Regions from separate parts of the Homo sapiens genome. Here region 2 is linked to region 1. A link is a loop called in an ENCODE intact Hi-C map of the cell type or tissue named here. Cell type or tissue: right lobe of liver. All regions are shown on one strand. Each heading gives the region's core, and the rest is flanking DNA. Links, peaks and the distances in the headings are about the cores only. Region 1 overlaps LOC100506974 (a long non-coding RNA gene). Region 2 has its middle 160 kb from the start of COX10-DT.

Region 1 (4,397 bases), core at 85-4,084:
TATACTACTGTCTATGCCCACCGAAACAATCTATGTTGATACTGATGTACCTCTACACAGATATATTTGTGTAGGAAGGAAACTGATAGCAGTCCGTATCTGGGCAGGGAATAAGGGTGGCCGGCTGACGGGCAGTGAGGAGGAGGAGTGATCTAAGGTTCACCATATGCTATTTTTCAGAGTTTGTATTTTGAATCTGTGAGTGCATTACCTATTTAAAATATGTATTTTAACTTTAAGACAGTATGTACGGGGAGTGGCCGGGAAGCGTGGAGTTTCGTTGGCTTCCCACCAACCATACTGCTCAGCTGGGCGTCTCTGTGTGGAACACAGTGAGAGGTGGGACACAGAGATGACCAGCTGAGCAGTCGAGCTGGTGGGAAGCACAGGAGGACGTGCTAAGAATTGTGAGGCATCCTCCTTGCCTCTCCTTGTGGGTACTTCCCTGGCCTCAGCTCCAGTCTCCTCCCTACACTGCGACCTCTTCTACTGTACATAGCCCAAGTTCGCTGTCCGCTCAGCACCCAACCCACAGTCCTCTGTCGCAGAATTCAACTTCTAGTGGCAAATGGGTTGATTAGTTATAGCCTAGTCTATAAATTGGTTTCCCCTAAATCCAAGCTCCACTCTTTTTCAACGGGTAGCCAGGAGGATGAGATAACACAAATATAAACCCATTCCCTGTAATATCTCCAGCAGGGGCTTTAGTGGGAGGTAACTTACAAACAGGAAGAAATGTGAGGAGGACGGGGCAGTGATAGGCGAGTTTAGTATAAAACTGGTGGGAGAGGGCACACTTTTGAAATCACACATTTGTGTTTACATTCCTGCTCTGCTTCTTATCAACCACGTGACCTTGAGCTAACAACAGCCTCCACCTCTCTTGCATGGTTTTTGTGGGGATTGTTGATGAGATAGTTTAAAATGGCGGGCACATCGTAAGTGTTTGATAAGTGGTAGGTGTTGCTATGAGCAAATTGAAATGCCACAAGATTTCATTTATATGTGGAATATAAAAAAATAGAGAGTAGAATGGTGGTTAGCAGAGGCTGGGGGTCAGGATGGATGGGGTAAGGGGAGATGTAAGTCAAAGCATATGAACTTTCAGTGAGCCAGGAGGACTAAATTCTAGCGATCTATTGCACGACATGGGGACTATAATTAATAATAATGTATTATGTATTTCAAAATTGCTAAAATAATGAATTTTAGATGTTCTCCCCATAAGGAAATGAAAAGAATATATGTGAGGTAACAGATTTGTTAATTTGCCTGATTTAATCATTACACAGTGTATGCCTGTATGAAAACATCATGTTGTACCCCATAAATATATACAATCATTATTTGTTAATTAAAAGAAAAGTACATCTTAAAAAAATTATTTTCTAAGAGTTCAATAAGGCACAGGTAAGCCAAGCTTTTAAAAATCCTTTAAAAAGAGGCTTGGGGCCAGGCGCGGTGGCTCACCCCTGCAATCCTAGCACTTTGGGAGGCCGAGGGGGGCAGATTGCCTGAGCTCAGGAGTTTGAGACCAGCCTGGGCAACACAGTGAAACCCCATCTCTACTAAAATACAAAAGAAATTAGCCAGGTGTGGTAGTGCGCACCTGTAGTCCCAGCTACTTGGGAGGCTGAGGCAGGGGAATTGCTTGAACCCGGGAGGCAGAGGTTGCAGTGAGCCGAGACGGTGCCATTGCACTCCAGCCTGGGCAACAGAGCAAGACTCTGTCTCTACAGAAAAAAAAAAAGGCTTTGAGAAGATGGATTATGCACTGCCTGAGAGTGATAGTTTCTTAGGACACACGACGAAGCCCACACAGGAAAGAAGAGGTGAAGAAGCCAAGACTCCCTGTCATTCTGCATGTATGGGACCCACTCATGTTTCCTTTAGACTTAGTTCTAGAGTCTGGAGAGGCCTGAACAGGAAGGCAGGAAAAGTAACTCTGTCTCTGTGGTCCCTGCCTCCTTCTCAAGTGAATGCTTGCACCACCAGGCTCTTCTGTGCAGGACAGTACTGCTGTCTGCAGCATTCCAAGAGATACGGAAAGACAAGGGGAAAAGAGAGAAGACTTCATTTATGGGAGTTCCTACGTGTGCCTTTTATGTAATCTCTCTTGATACAATACTGGCAGGCAGACTTCAATGTGGCTATTTTATCAATGAGGAAACCAGTGCTTAGCCAGGTAATGACAGGTAATTAGAAAAGTATCCAGACTATACTCTCCCGATCTGGAAATCTAAATTCTCTTCACTATACCATGCCTTGTCTTTCACTTGTACAAGCTCATAGGACACCAATCACAGCAATCTTTTTTTTTTTTTTTTTTTTTTTTTGAGATGGTGTCTTGCTCTGTCGCCCAGGCTGGAGTCCAGTGGCGTGATCTCGGCTCACTGCAAGCTCCGGCTCCCGGGGTTCATGCCATTCTCCTGTCTCAGCCTCCCAAGTAGTTGGGACTACAGGTGTGTGCCACCACACCCGGCTGATTTTTTTGCATTTTTAGTAGAGACGGGGTTTCACCATGTTAGCCAGGATGGTCTTGATCTCTTGACCTCATGATCTGCCCGCCTCAGCCTCCCAAAGTGCTGGGATTACAGGCATGAGCCACCGCGCCCGGCCAGCAATCGTATCTTTGATTCTCTCTTGTGACATTTTATTTTCCTATGATTCACATAATAAGGTTCAACCTACATTTCAGATAACTGAAATCCAAGCATCTAGGAATCTTTGACTTTGAGACTTCCCTTCAGAATGTTAGAGACAGAAACTATCTGTGACATGAACCCAACCAAGTGAGGAAGTCTACAGAGGCTAGAATATAGAAATGGACATGCCAGTGGCAGAAAGAAGTGTGATGGTATGAGTTGATCAGGTAACAGTCCCAAAGAAACCTCTGTGGGGCAGAGGAGTGAGAAGAGGGTTTGCAATGGTTCAAGGTCAGTAATCCAGGTGGTAGAAGAGCACTGGAAGGGAGGCTGAAACCGCAAGGGAAGTACAGGGATAAGTGGATCCCCACTATCGAATCAGATAAGAAAGTGAGTGAATGAGTGCCTTCAAAAATTATGGGTTGGGTGCAGTGGCTCACACCTGTAATCCCAGCACTTTGGGAGGCTGAGGCAGATGGATCACAAGGTCAGGAGTTCGAGACCATCCTGGTCAACATGGTGAAACCCTGTCTCTACTAAAAATACAAAAAATTAGCTGGGCGTGGTGGCGGGCACCTGTAGTCCCAGCTACTCAGGAGGCTGAGGCAGGAGAATGGTGTGAACCCGGGAGGCAGAGCTTGCAGTGAGCCAAGATTGCGCCACTGCACTCCATCCAGCCTGGGTGAGAGAGCAAGACTCCATCTCAAAAAAAAAAAAAAAAAAAAAAAAAATTATGATGTTGTCAAATGCTGAAACAGTGGTTGCCAGAGACAAGGGGCATTGCCCAGGATTCTCCAGGAAAACAAAAAACAAAACAAAACAAAACTCACTGGAGATATCTGTATTTATATCTATACCTAGAGATTTATTGTAAGGAATTGGCTCACATGATTACAGATGCTGACAAATCCTAAGATCTGCAACCAGCAGGCTGGAGACTCAGGAGAGCCAATGGTATAGTTCCAGTCCAAAGGTCTGCAAACTCAGGACCCAGGAAGGGCCAACATGTCTCTGTTCAAAGGCAGTCAGATAAGAGTTATTTCTTATTTGTAGAAGGATCAGACTTTTTGTCCTATTTGGGCCATCAAAGGATCAGATAAGGCCTGCCCATGTTAGGGAAGTTAATCTGCTTTACTCAGTCTACTGATTCAAATATGAATATCATCCAAAACCATCCTTCTGGGCACACCTAGAATAATGTTTGACCCAATATCTGGGCAACCCATGGCCCAGTTAAGTTGACACAAAAAATTAATCATACACAAGGGTATAGGAGTGAATATGAAATGAACTCAGGAAAATAACTAACGAATGTCACTGAGAATCTGGCTTGAGATGATAAGGAATGGCTAGAGGAGAGATTAATGCAGATCTTAACAGTATGAAATGGCAAAGCCACCAAAGGAGAATTTGCTTGGCATCATTGATGGCTGGGGTGAGAGGAGTGTGTAGGTGAATACTGGGACAAACAATATACGGGCCTGTGTAAACTTAGAGTAGCATGACAGGTGCTTCTACAGCCAATTTGGATTTGGAATTAAAGCAAAATTGCTTTCACTCATCTTCTGTCCAAGGAAAATTATACATCATTGTTGAGATAATGGTGTTAGGAGACCAGTGCAATCTGTGCGAAAGTTCCTTAAAAAGAAGTTCTGCTCTTAAATGCAAGTGTGTAATGCACACATTCACAGGATGTCATAGGACGTAGGACCCAGTGTGGTTCTCTTGATATGATGGTGCTTATTACCCACC
Region 2 (4,397 bases), core at 321-4,320, 95 kb after region 1:
CATCAAAATTGAAAATGTTGTGCTACAATTGATACTATCAAGAAGGAAAAAATACACTTTACAGAATAAGGAATAATATTTGCAAATTACATACCTGATAAGAGACCTGTATCTAGAACGTATAAGGAGCACTTACAACACAGCAATAAGAAGATGACCCAATTAAAAATTAGGCAAAGGCTTTGAATACACATTTCTCCAAAAAAAAAAAAAAATAGAGAAATGGCCAATAAGTAAAAGGAAAACATGCTCAACATCTTTGGTCATTAAGAAAATGCAAATCAAAATCACAATGAAATATCACTTCATACCCACTAGAAAAGCTAAAATTAAAAAGACAAATAATAACAAATGATGACAAGGGTGTATATACAGTGCAAACTTAATTTACCTCTGGTAAAAATTGTAAAATGGTGCAGGTGGTTTTGAAAACAATTTGGCAATACCTCCAAAAGTTAAATATAGAGTTACGATGTGATTTAGCAATTCTACTCCTGAGTATACATCCAAGAGAAATAAAAACAGCTGAGCACGGTGGCTCAGGCTTGTAATCCCAGTGCTTTGAGAAGCAAGGTAGGAGGATGACTTGAGGCCAGGAGTTCAAGACCAGCCTGGGCAGTATTATGAGATACCATCTCTACAAAAAAATTAAAAATTGACTGAGCATGGTGGTACACACCTGTAGTCCCAGCTACTCAGGCTGAGGCAGGAGAATTGCTTGGACCCAGGAGTCCAAGGCTGCAGAGAGCTGTGATTGCACCACTGCACTCTACCCTGGGTAACAGAGCAGGAACCCTGTCTCTCAAAATAATAATAATAAATAAAAATTAAAAATAAATGAATATGAATAAATTTGTAATTAAAAAAAAATAAAGAAAATAGCACGCCAGGCATGATAGCTCATGACTGTAATCCCAGTATGATATGGTTTTGTTGTAATATGGTTTGGTTGTGTACTTGAATTGTACTCCCATAATTCCCACATGTTGTGGGAGGGACCCAGTGGGAGATAATTTGAATCATGGGGGCAGTTTCTCCCATACTGTTCTTGTGGTAGTGAGTAAGTCTCCTGAGATCTGATGGTTTCATCAGGGGTTTCCACTTTTGCATATTCCTCATTTTCTCTTGCCACTGCCATATAAGAAGTGCCTTTCACCTCCTGCCATGATTCTGAGGCCTCCCCAGCAATGTGAAACTGTAAGTCCAATTAAACCTCTTTATCTTCTGAGTCTTGGGTATGTCTTTATCAGCAGCATGAAAATGGACTAATATAGTAAATTGGTACCAGTGGAGTGGGGTGTTGCTGAAAAGATATGAAAGCAACTTTGGAACTGGCTAACAGGCAGTGGTTGGAATAGTTTGGAGGACTCAGAAGAAGAAAGGAAAATGTGGAAAAGTTTGGAACTTCCTAGAGACTTGTCGAATCGCTTTGACCAAAAGTCTGATAGCGATATGGACAATAAGGTCCAGGCTGAGGTGGTCTCAGATGGAGATGAGGAACTTGTTGGGAACTGGAGCAAAGGTGACTCTTACTATGTTTTAGCAAAGAGACCGGTGGCATTTTGCCCCGCCCTAGAGATTTGTGGAACTTTGAACTTGAGCGAGATGATTTAGGGTATCTGGCAGAAGAAATTTCTATGCAGCAAAGCATTCAAGAGTTGACTTGGGTGCTGTTAAAGGCATTCAGATTTATAAGGGAAGCAGAGCATAAAAGTTCAGAAAATTTGCAGCCTGACAATGTGATAGAGAAGAAAAGCCCATTTTTTGAGGAGAAATTCAAGCCAGCTGCATAAATTTGCATAAGTAACAAGAAGCCGCATGTTAATCCCCAAGACAACGGAGAAGACATCTCCAGGACATATCAGAGGTCTTCACAGCAGCCCCTCCCGTCACAGGCCCAGAGGCCTAGGAGAAAATGGTTTCCTGGACCTGTGCAGCCTAGGTACTTGGCACCCTGTGTCCCAGCTACTCCAGTAGTGGCTGAAAGGGGCCAAAGTACAGCTTACGCCATGGCTTCAGAGGGTGCAAGCGCCAAGCCTTGGCAGCTTCCGCATGCTGTTGAGCCTGCAAATGCACAGACGTCAAGAATTTGGATTTGGGAACCTCTGCCTAGATTTCAGGAGATGTGCGGAAGTGTCCGGATGCCCAGGCAAAAGTTTGCTGCAGGGGCAGGGCCTTCATGGAGAACCTCTGCTAGGGCAGTGTGGAAGGGAAACATGGGGTCTGAGCCCCCACACAGAATCCCTACTGAGGCACCACCTAGTGGAGCTGTGAGAAAAGAGCCACCATCCTCCACACCCCAGAATGATAGATCCACCAACAGCTTGCACCATGCACCTGGAAAAGCCGCAGACATTCAACACCAGCCCGTGAAAGCAGCCAAAAGGGGGAATATATCCTGCAAAGCCACAGGGGAGGAGCTTCCCAAGACTATGGGAACCTACCTCTTACATCAGCACGACCTTTGTGTGAGACCTGGAGTCAAAGGAGATCATTTTGGAGCTTTAAAATCTGACTGCCCTGCTGGATTTCAGACTTGCATGGGCCCTACAACCCCTTTGTTTTGGCCGATTTCTCCAATTTGGAAAGGCTGTATTTACCCAATACCTGTACCCCCATTGTATCTTGGAAGTAACTAGCTTGCTATTGATTTGACAGGCTCATAGGCAGAAGGGACTTGCCTTGTCTCAGATAAGACTTTGGACTGTGGACTTTTGGGTTAATGCTGAAATGAGTTAAGACTCTGGGAGACGTTTGGGACGGCATGATTGGTTTTGAAATGTAAGGACAGGAGATTTGGAGGGGCCGCATGTGGAATAATATGATTTGGCTGTGTCCCCACCCCAATCTCATCTTGAATTATACTCCCATAATTCCCATGTGTTGTGGGAGGGAACTGGTGGGAGATAATTTGAATCATGGGAGCAATTTCCCCCACACTGTTCTCATGGTAGTGAATAAGTCTCATGAGATCTGATGGTTTTATCAGGGGTTTCTGCTTTTGCATCTTCCTCATTTTCTCTTGCTGCTGCCATGTAAGAAGTGCTTTTCGCCTCTCGCTGTGATTTTGAGGCCTCCCTAGCCATGTGGAACTGTAAGTCCAATTAAACCGCTTTTTCTTGCCAGTCTCAAGTATGTCTTTATCAGCAGCATGAAATGGACTAATACCCAGTGCTTTGGGAGGCTGAGGTGGAACGATCACTGGAGGCCAGGAGTTCAAGACCAGCTTGGCCAATAGAGTGAGGCACCATTTTCACAAAGACAAAACACAAAAACTTTGCTAAGCAAAGTGGTGCACACCTGTAGTCTCAGTTACTCAGGAGGCTGAGGCAGGAGGATCACTTGAGCACAGGAATTCGAGACTGTAGTGAACCATGAGCATGCCACTTCACTTCAGCCTGGGCAACACAGCAAGACCTTGTCTCAAAAAAAAAAAAAAAAAAACACAACCACAAAAAAGGCCAAGTGCAGTGGTTCATGCCTATAATCCCAGCACTCTGGGAGGCTGAGCCAGGAAGAAGCCAGGGGTTTCAGGCCAGCCTAGGCAGCATAGCAAGACCCTGTCTCTACTTAAAAAGTAAAACATGTCCAAACAAAAACTTACACAAAAATATTTATAACAACATTAAACATAATAGTCAATAAGTGGAAATTTTCCCAATATCCATCAACTGATAAGTATGGTAGTTTTGATTTGTGAAATTTTTTATTTGTCAGTGAAAAGGAATGGCACAACACAGATGAACCTTAGAACATTATGCAGTGAAAGAAGTCAGTCACAAAAGACTACATATTACATGATTCTATTTATATGAGCTATCTCGAATACAAAAATTTATAGAGACAGAAAATAGATTAGTAATTGCCTAGGGCTGGGAGGTTTGTGGGAAATGGGTAATGACTGCTAATGGATAAAGGGCTTCTTTCTATGGTAATGAAAATGTTCTAAAATTAAATTTAAATTAGATGGTTGCATAATTCTGTGAATATACTAAAAAAAACCATTGAATAATATAATTTACAGGGGTGAATTGTATTGCTGGGGCTCAGAAAACAATATCCCAAAATGAAGGGCCTAAGAAGCAGGCTCAGAAGCAAACATTTTTCTCTGACTTTCTCATGCTCTCCTATCTCTGAGTCCCATTCTCCCCCAAGGCTAACCATACAAATTAGAATCCCTCCATCCTACAGCGGGTCATAGAAACCAGAACCCATTTTCCCCAAACCAGTCGTAAAAGCTAAAAATATTACTCTAACTTTTACTCTGCCTTTCTGTATAAATACTGGTCATAAAGAAATTATCTGACCTACCCCATTTGACTGTAGGCTATAAGACTCCATTCTAGAGATGGTCCTTCCCCACACCAAGAAGGAAGAAGGCATTCTTGGAGCAGGAG

The links. Peaks named below come from ENCODE experiments on the same cell type or tissue, not always from the same donor. Only the 100,000 strongest peaks of a DNase experiment are listed, where the experiment ranks them.
Region 2: a loop joins it to region 1, with 3 times the contacts of the local background. A loop is called at or near these places in 1 of 110 quality-filtered maps.

What each region holds. Positions count from the first base shown.
Region 1 is chr17:13,813,179-13,817,575 of GRCh38, forward strand. All of the region lies in intron 2 of LOC100506974 (a long non-coding RNA gene), which reads right to left. Among named protein-coding and RNA genes, the nearest start is that of HS3ST3A1, 210 kb to the left of the region's middle. In right lobe of liver, for the core only: no CTCF peak of the experiment used is centred there; no DNase peak of the experiment used is centred there; H3K4me3 peaks cover 388 bases.
Region 2 is chr17:13,908,086-13,912,482 of GRCh38, forward strand. No RefSeq gene overlaps it. Among named protein-coding and RNA genes, the nearest start is that of COX10-DT, 160 kb to the right of the region's middle. In right lobe of liver, for the core only: a CTCF peak has its summit at 2,253 (motif pointing left); a DNase peak (open chromatin) is centred at 2,006; H3K4me3 peaks cover 272 bases; H3K27ac peaks cover 1,443 bases.